Linked DNA regions of Homo sapiens: region 1 is linked to region 2. Evidence: chromatin contacts called from ENCODE Hi-C or POLR2A ChIA-PET data. All regions are on one chromosome and are shown on one strand. Each heading gives the region's core, a stretch centred on a gene start or an enhancer-like site at or near the end of the contact. The rest is flanking DNA. Distances are from core to core; before and after follow the strand shown. Region 1 holds the start of ATXN7L1 (ataxin 7 like 1). Region 2 overlaps LOC101927902 (a long non-coding RNA gene).

Evidence for each region. Hi-C counts contacts between places; a loop is a spot of excess contacts on that map. ChIA-PET counts read pairs that join two places held with the same protein, here RNA polymerase II (POLR2A). Pooled maps may share reads with other maps.
Region 1: a map of naive thymus-derived CD4-positive, alpha-beta T cell shows a loop between it and region 2 (8-fold over the local background). The contact joins the promoter of ATXN7L1 here to the enhancer-like site in region 2. A Hi-C loop is called at or near these places in 1 of 168 maps with a recorded cell type or tissue (naive thymus-derived CD4-positive, alpha-beta T cell) and 5 of 50 pooled maps. POLR2A ChIA-PET finds 5 or more read pairs at or near these places in 1 of 52 experiments (activated CD4-positive, alpha-beta T cell).

What each region holds. Positions count from the first base shown.
Region 1 is chr7:105,874,505-105,881,359 of GRCh38, forward strand. ATXN7L1 (ataxin 7 like 1) reads right to left here and starts at 2,095. Exons shown (of 12, transcript NM_020725.2): 1 at 1,874-2,095; 2 at 1,308-1,376. The coding sequence starts at 2,054. RefSeq lists a silencer at 2,138-2,347.
Region 2 is chr7:104,941,535-104,948,731 of GRCh38, forward strand. It overlaps LOC101927902 (a long non-coding RNA gene), which reads left to right. Exons shown (of 2, transcript NR_187679.1): 1 at 1-136. Among named protein-coding and RNA genes, the nearest start is that of LHFPL3-AS2, 18 kb to the left of the region's middle. RefSeq lists enhancers at 2,365-2,424, 3,065-3,114, 3,425-3,734, 3,528-3,822, 4,055-4,124. Within about 2 kb of position 3,642, at least 37 of the 41 ENCODE cell types and tissues checked have a DNase peak (open chromatin) inside an H3K27ac peak, as active enhancers do.

The DNA of each region.
Region 1 (6,855 bases), core at 845-3,344, 930 kb after region 2:
CAATCCCTCGTGCATCCTGAAGACACCTGTCAAGATCACACTAAGATATTTAGAAGCAAACATCTTTAGAATAATGTTTTGTTCCCAAAGTGCTTAATTAGCAGAAACATTATGCTAGGGAACTGTCCTTGAATATGTACGCATTTTAACCTTCATGTTATTTTTTCTGAAGCACAAAATTTCCTCTCAGTGGATGGTCAGGAAATGATTGGGCACAGAAAACCAACCATCTGAAGTGTTGATTCATAAAATGAGTTCCATCTTTCCACGCAGGCTTCAGCTGCCTTCCAGGGTGACATCCCTTTTTATGAGGGGGACCATTCTTTGGCATCTAATGGCCTTTTCTCCATTCATTTGGGATGACCAATGCACCTATGGCCTACTTATGTCTGAACTCTTTCAATACCACCAACCTCTTCTGTCCCCTTGTGCCATCTTCCCACCCCCAATTTCAGCCAATTATGTTTATAAGACATCAGTTAGTGAATCACAATTCAAATGAATCCACCTATTTGCTTAGCAGCAAGTGGCCCCCGGAGTTGCTCCATTTGAAGCCCATAGGCCAGAGTTACATACGGCAGGCTTGCAAATGAGAACAGGATATGATTTATTTATGACGACCATATGTGTTTGATGCCCAATTGCAGCAGGTTGTGGCTTCTCTTGCATATCTTGGTCTGGGATGACCTATCTACTCAGTGTGTCCCATTTCAGGTACCGTATTTCCATGCTGGGAAAAGAGAGATGATGACTGCTGAGGGGCTGCACATACAGATGCTCCTAACCCTGCTTGCCACATAACAATCTGTGACCAAATGCAAAGTGGGCCAAATGTAACTTGCTGCAAAGGTTTGCCATGTACAATGGTTTTCAGTGGTGAGTGGAGAAGTAGCTGCTGGAATGACTGACCATGTGGGGTTCATTAAGCTGTTGTGCATTCACCCACGAGAAAGGCTGGGATGCTTGTGAAGGGAACTCCACTCTTCATTTCAGAAATTTTAACGCCCCACCATTTGGCAATGATGCTCCCAAGGAGAATGGCAGATATGCATCAGAAGGTTCAAACGTGGAGTCCAACTGAAGTGCAGTAAACTTCTGCCTTCAACAGTCTCACCCCCCTTTACCCCCCCCCCAGTTGTATTTATACTTTGAAAGAAGTTAACATGAAGCAGTAGTCACCTGGGCGTGCTCAATTTTTGACAAGCCTTAGTCACTCTGTACCCAGCAGAACAATTCACATTATATTCGAAATCCTGTGAAGATTCTGCCACACATGCTAACACTAAAATGCCAGTAGCTCCACTTACCTTCTTTATTAAGCCTCATAACCTCCCTGCTTTTTCCACCCTCTTTTCCAGCCTCTTCTAAATCTACATCTGCAGATGAAAAAGAAAAGGAAAACAGAAAATAAGGAAAAAAGGGGGGAAAAAAGCCAAAGTCAAGGGGGGAGGGAGAGTGTTTATTTGCAAACAGATCGATATAAATACTGTATATGAAATTCTTTCAAAAATTGACAATGCAACATTTTCTCCCAAGTCTGGGTTTCCATCTACCTGGCCCAGATAGGTACCCAAAAAACTATGCAAGCAGCAACAAAGTAGCCTTTTAAACGGACAACACCGTGGGGCTGCGAGCCCACCCCGCGGGCTGCCACGGGGAGCCGGGCACAGACAGACAGACAGCCCTGGCAGCCGGGCCTCTCCCTGTGCATTGATGATCTGTCTCTGTGTGTATTTATTTAGAGAGAGAGGGAGAAGCATGGAGGACACCGGGGGCCACTCTCTCTCTCACACACACACTTTTTCCCAGTGGCTCTAGGTGAATGGAAAGGTTACAGGATAATAAAAGGAGGAGGAGGTGGTGGGGTTCTTACTGTCGGAGCAGTGTAATTTGGCGGCGTCGATCCAGGAGGACCAGGGTTTGCCCAGAAACGCCTCCGGACTGGGCACTTTGCGATCCAGTGTCGCCATTGCTCTTCCTTCTTGTTGCTTTTTCCCTGTTCCTTCGGCAGCAGCAGCCGAGAGACACGGGATTCGAGAACGCTCCGACGTCATCTTCGGAACGTTCCGACATTGAGTGTTCTGAAAGGGGGAGGGAGGGAGGAAGGGCGGGATGGGAGGAGGGCGGCGGAGGAGGAGGGGAGAGGGAGCGGAGGAGGGGCGGGCGCTCGGGCTCCCGGAGCCGGCTCGGTGGGGCTCGCGCGCCCGCGGCCGCCAGGGGCAGCAGAGAGGCACCTGCAGTCCGCGCCCGCCCGCCCGCCGGGGCCGCCCGCCTGCCGGGGAGGGGCAGCGCGGACGGGCGAGCGCCGCGTGCGGGAGAGCGAAGGCTGCAGCGCGCCCGGCAGCCGGGATGCAGCGGCGCCGCCCAAGCCTGGGGCGCAGGGGTCGGGGCACACGGGGATAGGCCCGACGCGGGGCCGAAGGAAGGGTGGTCTTTCCCGCAGAGTTGCCGCTGGAGGACCGAAAGTTTTGCAGGCAGCCCTTGCTTCCAGCTTGTCGCTCTCTCCCCGCGTCCCTGTCGCCCAACGCGAGGCGCCCCCGCTGGGGTCCCGACGGCTTGGTGGGGAGGAGCCGTGAGGGGTTGCGCCCCCCACCCCCACCCGAGCCAGGGAAGGGACCCTGGTGACCTCGCCTCCCAGCCCTCACCCCCGTCACCCCTTTCTTCTCTTTCCTGGAGGACTTTGGACCATGGAGATTCTGCAGTTGTTGCTCTAGGAGCTGAAACCAGTGGGTAGATGTCGTTCTGAAACGCAGGTGAGTTTGGAGCGCTACGAGCTACCTTCCCATCTCAGGCTGCGGGGCGTGCAAAACTCAAAAGTTAGGGCCCCCGGACCCCCGGGTTCCCCGCGCGGTGCGTATCTCCGGCTCTCAGAGAACCACTGCATGGACTTTGCTCCAGGGTCAGCAGAGCGGGAGGGCGAATTTACGGCTCTTGGAAGACGACGCTAACGGGCCTAGCCCCTGAGCCGTTTCCAGCGCTCCCTGCCGTGAGACGAGGGTGGCCCGGGTTTGCGCAGGCAACCTTTGGCCAGGAATCTGATTCCTGGGAGAATTCACTTCAGGCTTAACTGCTCTAGCCAGCTAGAAAGGGAGCGCTAGATTTCCTCTGGATTTTGGACGTTGGGTGCTTTAGTTGAGATTTTCACCCTTTAAAGAAGGCTTTAAAAAGTCTTCTGTTACTTCTTTTTAACAAATCCTTTTGTTTACTAGAATTATCTAAACTATATGGACACCGCCCTCACCCCACAAGCGACATATTTTTTTTTCTCTTTCGCCAGCACCCTTTTAGCTCTCACCACTGCTGTTTCCCAAGTTGTCACAGCTGAAGCGCACTGATTGGAAGTTGCTTTGTACTGACTGAGTTCTGCCCTGGCTGAACCATCTAATAATTTCCCTGAGCTTGGCACCCTGTATCGCTAAGCCAGTGTTAGGATGGGCGATGAAGGAGGAGCTGCGGATTTGCCTTTAGTTGTGATGTTTGTGTGAGTCGGCTTGTTTGTGTCAGACTCAGATAAACTGCATTTGCCTTTGCTCTCTTTCGAAGGGCTCCTACATAGCTAAGGTGTCGCTGGGTGAAGAATTCCCATTGTAAGAATTGGTGGTGTTAACAAATATGTATTACTTGTTGACCTCTTGTTATATGCTAGACCCTGGGCTTGACATTTCCTTCCTTCCTTCCTTCCTTCCATCTGTCCATCTTAAGTCAACCAATATTGCCTGTCATGGAACAGCTGTGCCCTCCTGTCAGGAGGGAAAGATGAGTGAGACCCATCCTCACCCTCACAGAGATGCAGTCTGGTGGTCTCTGGAAGAAGGAAGTTGTGAAACTTACCGATTCCTTGGGAAAACAGGCAGGTACACAGGGACTGGCCTGTGCAGTGGGTGGGGTGGTCTCTCAGCTGTGCCAGTTCATAGAGGAACCGAAATCTAGTTAGGAGTGAACAGAAACTGCGTAACAGAAGATGGGCTCTGCTCTGCATCTTGGAAATTGCCAAAGATTTGTAATGGTAAGGTGAAGACTGGTCTTGCGGAGGGAGGGGGAATAATGGTATTAGCAGAGGCTTCAAGCTGAGTATAAACATGGTGTGTTTGGGTGTTGAGCATGGTTTGCCTGGGATGGAGAATTGTTACTGGGGGCTTGGGGGTGATGCATTTTGATACCCAGGCCTGGATCAAATTATGGAAGGCACCAAACGGCAGCCTAAAGAGTCTGGATTTTGTTTGACAATGGGGAGCTACTGAAGGGCTTTCTGTACCATAAAGATAAGTTAAAAGTGTGAGTTAGAAAGATTGGAGTACGGAGCCTGGTTAGAAAAGTAGTGCTGCAATATTCATGGTGTGAAGAGATGAAAGCCTGAACTTTGGTGGTGCTATGCAGGTAGAGAAGAGGAGACAGGTGTGAGACTGTGAAGAGAGCACCTGATCAGAGGGTGTGCTGTTGGGCTAGATTTAGAGGTGGGGAGAGAGAATGCGAGAGCTCTGAGGCATGAGTAATTAGATGCTGGAACACTTTCCCTTTCCCTTCTGCTTCCCTATTTTCCCTCTATTTATTATCTATTTTGATGTTTATTCCTGTGTTGTTGTGCATGCAAGGAAGGTGTAGGCAGCAGCTAATGTGGCCCCAAAGGTCTGTACCTCCTGGTGTTCATGCCCTTGTGTAATCCTCTTTTCTTTAGTGTGGGCTAGACTTAGTCACTTGCTGATAACAAAGAGAATATAGCAAAAGTGGTGGGATGTCATTTCTGAGGTTAGGGTACAAAACTGCTGTCACTTCTGTTGCTCTCACTCTCTCTTGCATGCCCTGTCTTGCTCTAAGGGAAGCCCACTTCCATGTTGTAAGCTGCCTTATGGAGAGGACTGTGTGGCAGGTAACTGAGGGAGGCCTCTGGTCATCAGCCAGTGGGGAACTGAGGCCCTCAATACAACAGCCAGTGAGGAGCTTAATCCTGCTAGTAGCCATGTGAGTGGGCCACTTGCTGGGAGTCAGTGACTTGAGCTTCCAGAATGCTGTCTCCTCTTCTGGGAGCTACTGTAAACCACTCAAAAAAATCAAAGGTGGCTTATCATCAGAAGTCAGGACACCTCAGTTATAGTGAAGCAAATCAGTGGTTCCATATTTTAACATGAGCTTACTTTCCCAGCAGAGTCTGTCAAGTGGAGGTTACTACACAGGACCTTGAAGAGAGTCTGACAGCCCAAATATTATTTCCTTCTATTTGGGATGATTTTACTCCACAGTACGGTAAATTGTGGGCTAGAATCTAAAAGTGATTTAGCATCTCTACAAAAGAAGACTTCACAGGCATTGCCACATTTAATTGATAACAGAGTATGTCTACATTGTTGCAGTTAGTTATGGAGTATAATTGTAGAGTTGCTTTACTCTAAGCCTTCTCCAGTCTCTCCATTGACTATAGACATAATAATACTGACTTGTTGAAACTATAACCCATCTATGACTGTGTTGGATAACATGACTGTCAATCAAATTGCATAACTGAGAGGCAGAGAATAAAGAAAGCATCGCTCATCAAACTACTAGACATTTACACTTGACTTTGGATGAAAATTGAGGTCAGTTGGAAGTAGTGTTCAGGTTTACATGCTGTGTATGTATTATATACATATCAATACTCATATATCAACTATATATGGTGATCGATTTATTACAGAATTGAATTCCTTTTGGTAGTAAATAATTACAAATGCTGTTAGAGGCAACAAGAATCTAATACATCCTTAATAAGGATAAAGTGACCTGTAAAACAGTAATTTAAAGCATATTAGTATAATGTCTATGTGATAAAACTATCTAGCAAAGGCAAAACACCCTCTTCCCCTCATGATTAATGTTTAGGAAGAAAAAAGGATGTAAATATTTTTATTGTTTTATTATCTTTCTTAGGAAAATGACAGTGTGGTTGGTTTAATTAAAAGGGAGAGTCTCCCATAGACCAAATAAAGAAATCTGTTCTGTTTTAATGACAATGGAAAATACCTATTTAACTTGAATAACACCTGGTTCTGTAGAAATGTGCATCTATTATGTATCCTGCATTCACTTAGTCTGATTCATGTGCTGTTTCACCACATTACTGAAAAGAAGAGAAGAGGGAATGTTAGCTCTCTCATTTGAGGATATTAAACTCCTGCCGTGGTTGAGGCACGGTGTGAGCACCCTACTTCCTACCTAGACTGTTGGGAGTTACCTGGAGGCAATGAGGAGAAAATGACATGTTCCATTAGAATGAGGCATCCCTGGAATTATTTGATGTTCTTTGCCTTAATTGAATCCATCTGTCCCATCTGCCACTCTTCTCTCTAAATTTATTTCCCTAACCCTTTCTCCCTGAGAATTATAATTTGGGGGAAATTTGTTACCTACATTGTTACCTTTTATAAAAGCTCTCGGCATCTGGAGGGCAGGTGTGCCTTCTACTCTGCCTTGCTAGACAACTTTACCTGCCTCTTTCCTGCCCCTTGCAGGCTGCTGGATTAAAAACAGGACTGGATAAAAGGCCCCCAGTAGCAACAGGAGTGGGAACGAAAATAGAAATTCCAGGCTTTTACTTATTGGTTTCAATACAGAGCCCTAGCCATGTGCCAGGCCTGGCTAACCGTGGACTCTATTAATAAATATAACTACACAAACATTTGCATTCTGACTGGGTCAGAACAGCCAGCACGGGAGTGTGTTATCTCAAGGGAAAGCTGTCTTAAAACTCTTGACTGATTCACCTGTGACTTTGGCCAGTTGGTGCTCCCTGGAACTGCTCTGGTGCTGAAGGTTGAGGTCATCTCTGTTCCCCAGAATGTGGCAGATCCAGCCCCATTCCTGACCACTATCCTTTGCAAG
Region 2 (7,197 bases), core at 2,392-4,891:
TTCCCAATCCTGTGCAATGCCTGAGTGGTACATTGTATTCTATGAGAATGGCGCCCCCGCCTCCAGAGTTGTGCAACAAGACTTCCATGAATCAAAGCCCATCGCTGGCTGCCTCCTCTAGCCCTGCATAGCCCAGGTACATCTGAAAGGAGTGAGAAGTGTTTTGAGGGCTCTCCCTGTCTCTTCCTGCACCTCTCTCTTGTGATCCCAGGTAGGCACCTGCTCTGAATCTTGCTCTTCCTCAGTTGCAGTCCCGGGTGGAAGCAGATCAGAATCGAATGAGTGGCCCCTCTGCCATCCTGCCCTGGCCTCCACCTTGCCACTCTCATTAGACTGGGCATTCCTGGTATGTGGTGCTCAATGCTTGTTGAATGAATGAATAAGTAAGACTCTGCTAAGATCTCTGCCAATAATAACCACAGAGATAGTTATATTATTTTAATGGAAGTTTCTTTAAAACCAAGACAATTACAAGAGCCAAAGGATTGACAACTCTACTGATGGCATGTCTAGAAGAGACCCTTAGAGAAAGGAACCTTTCCAATCCTTTTTAGATGATACCAAGCAGGCAACCGCCTCCCCCAGACGCTTGCCCCAGTCTCCTATGGAAGGTTCGGGTAGCCTGGACTGCAGCTCTTCTAGGCAGCTTTCCAGTTGTATTCCCTGGCATAATTGTAACTTCAACACCTAGGTCTTAAGAAACATGTGTCCAGGCACAGTGGCTCATGCCTGTAATCCCAACCCTTTGGGAGGCCAAGGTAGGAGGATCGCTTAAGGCCAAGAATTTGAGACGAGCCCAGGGAACATAGTGAGACCCCATCTCTATAAAAAATTAGAGGCCAGGCACGGTGGCTCATGCCTGTAATCCCACCACTTTGAGAGGCCGAGGGGGGCAGGTCACCTGAGGTCAGGAGTTCCAGACCAGCGTGACCAACATGGAGAAACCCCATCTCTACTAAAAATACAAAATTAGCCTGGTGTGGTGGCGCATGCCTGTAATCCCAGCTACTTGGGAGGCTGAGGCAGGAGAATCACTTGAACCCAGGAGGTGGAGGTTGCAGCGAGCCGAGACCGTGCCACTGCACTCCAGCCTGAGTGACAGAGTGAGAGTCCATCAAAAAAAAAAAATTAGAAAATTAGCTGGTGGTTTGCGTCTGTAGTCCCAGCTACTTAGAAGGCTGAGGCAGCAGGATTGCTTGAAGTAATGCAGCAAGCTATGACTGTCCCACTGCACTACAGCCTGGGCAACAGAGTGATACACTGTCTCTAAAAAAGAAAGACAAAAAAGCAACATGGCCTGGGTTATCTGGGCAACACATTCCACACATCTTGGAGGACCCTCACCTCCTGATAATCAAAATGAGCATTTCCATGTTTCATATTTCTGAGTGCCTGTCAACAGCACACCATTTCACAGCAGAGCAGGGACTAGAGTGAGGCATAGGAGGCACTCAACATGGGTGCAAAATTCAATTTTTTTTTTTTAGATGGAGTCTCGCTCTGTCACCCAGGCTGGAGTGCAGTGGAGCGATCTCGGCTCACTGCAACCTCTGCCTCTCAGGTTCAAGCTGATTCTCCTGCCTCAGCCTCCCGACTAGCTGGGATTACAGGTGTGTGCCACCACAGCCAGCTGATTTTTGTATTTTTAGCAGAGACGGGTTTCACTGTGTTGGCCAGGCTGGTCTTGAACTCCTGACCTCAGGTGATCCACCCACCTCAGCCTCCCAAAGTGTTGGGATTACAGGTGTGAGCCACAATGCCGGGCCCATGGGTGCAAAATTTAAGGGGCCGCCAAAAAACTCAGTAAACAAGATAAATATTTTAGTGCAGTTCTTTTAAAATTTTTGATATTTTGTTCATCGTGGATAATTTTTTATTTTTATTTTTTAGTGGTTGCATTAAAATATTGTTTATCATGGTTGCTGAGTCTTTTGGCACCCATTGGACTTTGTACGCTGATCCGGTACCTCCTTCTTCTCAATCTAGTCTCAGTCTCTGAAGAGCAGAGTGCACTCATCTCAGCTCCGATCTCTAACCAGTGCTGGCTTGTGAGAACCGGCTTGAAGAAGATTGATAGGTTGATGGTTGGGCTGGAGCGTAGAGTGGCTGGAGGCCCCGTCTACCTCTTTCAGAAAGCCACGAAAACAGATAGGCAGGGGGCCAAGTCTATTGTTCCAAAGTTTCCACAGGCCTTGAACGGCCCTTGGGCTTTGCGGTCTGGTGATCAGAGCTGTAAAGGTTTCTAAACAATCAGAGGCCTTTGATATGGTTGCCAACACCCACATTTTCCATTCTGGGAACAATGCCATCAAGGGCCACAGCCTCAGTCCCCCACCTAAGTGAGGAAGTGTCTGCTGGTTGCTGGTAGGAGCAGGTCCTGTGAGGGCAAGGGTCAGAAGGACAGAGGAGTCTTCTTATCCTGGCTGCTCGCCTTTTCCCTCTGGTCACCTCACCCTTTTGCATGTTCAAAATCTATGCTCATCTTATCTAGCCCATTCCTCTTGGCTAAAGCCAGCACACATCCTGTTCCTCTCAATGGGAGAACTATCCGGGCAATTGCATTTAAAGGTTTTCTTGCATTGGTTCGGAATTTGCCCTGGCTCTGCCCTTATTTCCTGATCCCAGTGTAGTTTCTTTATTCAGGTGTGCAAAAGAGTGAGCTATTTTGTTATGGAGGCAGAGAGAAACAACCTCAGGTTCCTCTAATAATGCCTTTAGAACTCTCTTCTGAATAACTGGGGCGTTAAATTCATCGACAAAATCCCTTTGGGAGATACACCATCTGGGGACCCCCTCAAAGGTAGATATCTGGGCTAATTTGACTGCTATTTTGCAGGAATGCAGGTGGGCAAAAGATAGTTTCCACTAGGTCAGAATGTTTTTTCCACTTTCTGTTCTTTGTTATTTTGCTCACTTCCGGTGTGAAAGCACTGAATTTCAGAATTAGATGAAACTTATAGTAAAGGCCTGCCACAAGGTCTTTGTCAACCCCATATCCTGGTGACCAAACTAGATTTCATGACGTCAATCATTTCAAAAACACAGGCTCTTCCAACGGCGTCAGCAAGCAGAAATCCTGTTCACAAACACTGTTCTAAATCAGTCTTTATTTTATTTTATTTTTTTTGAGACAGAGTCTCACTCTGTCGCCCAGGCTGGAGTGCAGTGGCACTATCTTGGCTCACGGCAACCTCCACCTCCCGGGTTCAAGGAGTTCTCCTGCCTCAGCCTCCCGAGTAGCTGGGATCACAGGTGCCTGCCACTACACCCAGCTAATTTTTTGTATTTTTAGTAGAGACGGAGTTTCACCATGTTGCCCAGGCTGGTCTCAAACTCCTGACCTCAGGCGATCCGCCCGCCTCGGCGTCCCAAAGTGTTGGGATTACAGGCATGAGCCACTGCGCCCAGCCAAATCAGTCTCTTAATACTGAGTCTGAATCTCTTGAGATTTTAGCCCCTCAGTGCTGACCTGATGGAGATGTGCCTTTTTTTTTTTTTTCCGGGGAAGTATTCACTTCAACTCCCACAACCCCCGAGGAATGACTAGTGGGTTTCTTTCCCCTCCCCTCGGGTGGCCTTGTGAGGAAGCCAGGAAGTACTGTGAGCGGCAGGGCCTGGGAGAGCCCCTGTGGCCGACAGGAGGAGATCAGCCTTCATCGCACTCTCAGAAACGGAAGTGTGGGCGTGTGTTATGTTGCTGCAGCAACCAAAGGCAACCGAGCAGCAAACCTCAGATGACTGAGCCCAGCCCATTCAACGAGGGGGAGTTTCAGGTGGCCTGTGTTCCCCAGGGACTGGGCCTAGCTCAATCGGGAAAAGTCAGCATCCAAAAGTCCTCAATGACGCAGAGGAAGCCAGGAGAAAACAGTCAATGGCTAGTCATCACTGATTCGTGGTCACAGGCGTTAGAACAGGAAGGATCTGCACAGATCAGCCTCTCCCACCCCTCACTTTCCTGATAAAGGAACTAAAGTCCGGAAAGTACTTGCTCAGAGTCCTACTGCCAGTGGGTGTGAAAGCCAGAACCACCACCCTCATTGCCTTCTGTATACATAGCTTTAACAGTTTGCAAACACTCTTATATGCTTTAATTTCATCTGATCCTGGACTGAGAGCAAATATTTGTATTTCAACCAAAAGGCCAAATGCTCAGTTTCCTCATCTGAGAGGATAATAAGAGTACTTTTCTAATGGAATTCTTTTTTTCTTTTAATTTTTGGTAGAGACAGGGTCTCACTATGTTGCCCAGGATGGTCTTGAACTCCTGGCCTCAAGAGATCCTCCCAACTGCACCTCTCAAGTGCTAGGATTACAGGCATGAGCCATTGCTCCCTGTCCTCTAATGGAATTTTTGTTAGGATTAAATGAGTTAATAGTTTGGAGATTTGAGAGACTATAATAGAGGAAACCTCTCTTCCCTTCCCAAGTTCTGAGTAATTAAGAGCTGGGCAAGGAGAAATAAAAACAAATGGGATTGGCCAGGAGCAGTGGCTCTCTCCTGTAATCCCAGCACTTTAGGAGGCCAAGGCAAGCAGATCACTTGAGGTCAGGAATTCAAGACCAGCCTGGCCAACATGGAGAAACCCTGTCTCTACTGAAAATACAAAAATTATCTGGGTGTGGTAGTACACACCTGTAATCCCAGCTACTCGGAAGGCTGAGGCAGTAGAATCACTTGAACCCAGGAAGTGGAGGTTGCAGTGAGCCGAGATCACCCCACTGCATTCCAGCCTGGGTGACAGAACGAGACTTCATCTCAAAAAAAAAAAAAAAAAAAAAGCAAATGGGATCAAAACATCAACTTTATCACTGATACATTTTATATAGGAGTCCATGGTTTACATTTGTGGGTAAGTGAATGCCAGAATTAGGCAGGGTACCCACGCAGGCTGGGGCATGCCCCCCAGTTGGAAACTGTCCCTGTAAACAGTGGAGCCTGGGAGAGCAGAGCCCAAAGCATGCTCTGGAGGAGGATGGCTGCCAAGAGGACAGAGATGGGCTGAGCTATGCATCTCCAGTTCCTCCCCAGCGTCTCCATTGAGAAGTTGCTCCTCTTCCTGTACCACCCTCTTCACCACCACCACCACCCTCCTGGGCAGGAATGAGTCAAAGAGCAGGGAGACAGGTCAGAAATCTCATGCCAGAGAAGCTTCTTCCACATGGAAGGAAATGTAAGGGATGAGGAAGAATCTTTTTCCCTTCTAATAAATATACGTAAAGCACTTAGTACCTGGCACAATAGTAAATGCTCAATAGAAGTTAGTGATTACAGGCCGAGCGCAGTGGCTCATGCATGCCTGTAATGCCAGCACTTTGGGAGGCCGAGGTGGGAGGATCACCTGAGGTCAGAAGTTTGAGACCAGCCTGACCAACATGGCAAAAACCCATCTCTATTAAAAATACAAAAATTAGCTGGGCATGGTGGTGGCCACTGTAATCCCAGCTTCTCTGGAGGCTGAGGCAGGAGAATCACTTGAACCTGGGGGGTGGAGGTTGCAGTGAGCCAAGATTGTGCCACTGCACTCCAGCCTGGGCAACAGAGACTCCATCTCAAAAAAAAAAAAAAAAGAAAAAAGAAGTTAATGATTACTATTAATACTTGAGCTATAGCTTATTCATCATACCAGAGACTTCTGTACCTCTATTGATGTGACTTCTCTAATCATGTCTGCTCTTATTAGATGTGTGACCTCGGGAATTTTATTGACCCTCTCTAAGCCTCAGTGTTCTCCTCTATACAATGGCTACCATGATGGTACTTATAATTGGGAAGACTACATGATTTAGTGTAAAGGGCTTAGCCTGGATGCCTGGAACCTAGTGAATATTTAATAAATGGTGACTATTGTTTATTATAAAAGAACTTGGGAGTCCAGCACAAAATAAATGCAAAATTTGCAATCATGAAACATGATTGATTTAGAAGAGGCATGTAGGCTGGGCACGGTGGCTCACGCCTGTAATCCCAGCAGTTTGGGAGACCGAGGCGAGCAGATTGCTTGAGGCCAGGAGTTTGAGGCCAGGCTGGCAAACATGATGAAACCCCATCTCTACCAAAAATACAAAAATTAGCTGGGTGTGGTGGTGTGTACCTGTAATCCCAGCTACTCTGGAGGCTGAGGCCTGAGAATCGCTTAAACCCAGGAGGCAGAGGTTGCAGTGAACCGAGATTGTGGCACTGCACTCCAGCCTGGGCGACAGAGCAAGACCCTGTCTCAGAGGCATGTAAAGGAAAGGCCGATTATCAGAATTAGAGCAATTGCTTCCTTTGCAGACACGATCTAGATACCTAGGTTTTATGCCCAATTTTGCCCCTGAGAATGAAGCACCAGGAGTACTGCAAAATCATCTGGGTGTTTTCCCATCACTTTCCATAAAATGAGGAGAAACTCACAGTCTAGTGTTCACCTTGGGAAGATGGTGGTATTTTGGTATTTTTGAAGCTGTGAGGTCTTTGGGAAAGAATATTTAAGTGCTCTTTCATGTGTTGAACAAAAATGGCTTCAGCCAATCACAGAAGCTAAGAGCCACTGTCTGAACTGCAGGAGGATAGATGCTGGATTTATCTCACCCACTGCTTTGTCTTCAGCACCTGGCACAACATGTGGTACATAGTACACATTTATAAAATATTTGTTGAATATGTAAGTGAATGGAGCAGGTGCCTCAACACACAGCAATGGTAAGATGCTGCCTAAGGGGATGTGGTCTCACTTTTTTTGTAGATCTAGGTAGGGCAAATCTATGGAATACGGAACTAGAGGCATTTGTATAATCGTTGACTGGTCTTCTTGGTGGAGGGTTGGAGGTGGACCACAGGTTGCTGAATAAGGAACCCACAGAAATGTTGATTGCTGCTTTTTTTTTTCCCTTCAAAAGCCCCTCGATGCCTGTTATTTTGAATATGGGAGCTTGAGTTATTTATACTCTATTTCTCATGCAAAGTGAGATAAGAAAAAATGAAAAATGTAATACCTTAACGATCAGGGTAAGTTATAGAAATAGCCCACTTTGAGACAGGGATAGATGTAGACCCTGGCAGATTAATCAGATTTCATCCTAAAGTCTCAGACATGCAAGGATGCTATATGCACACTTTATGTAATAGCAAAAGACTAGAAAAAATGCAAATGTCCACCTATAGGGGACGTCGACACAAGTAATATTGTGCAGCTGTAAAAAGGAATGAGAAGTAGT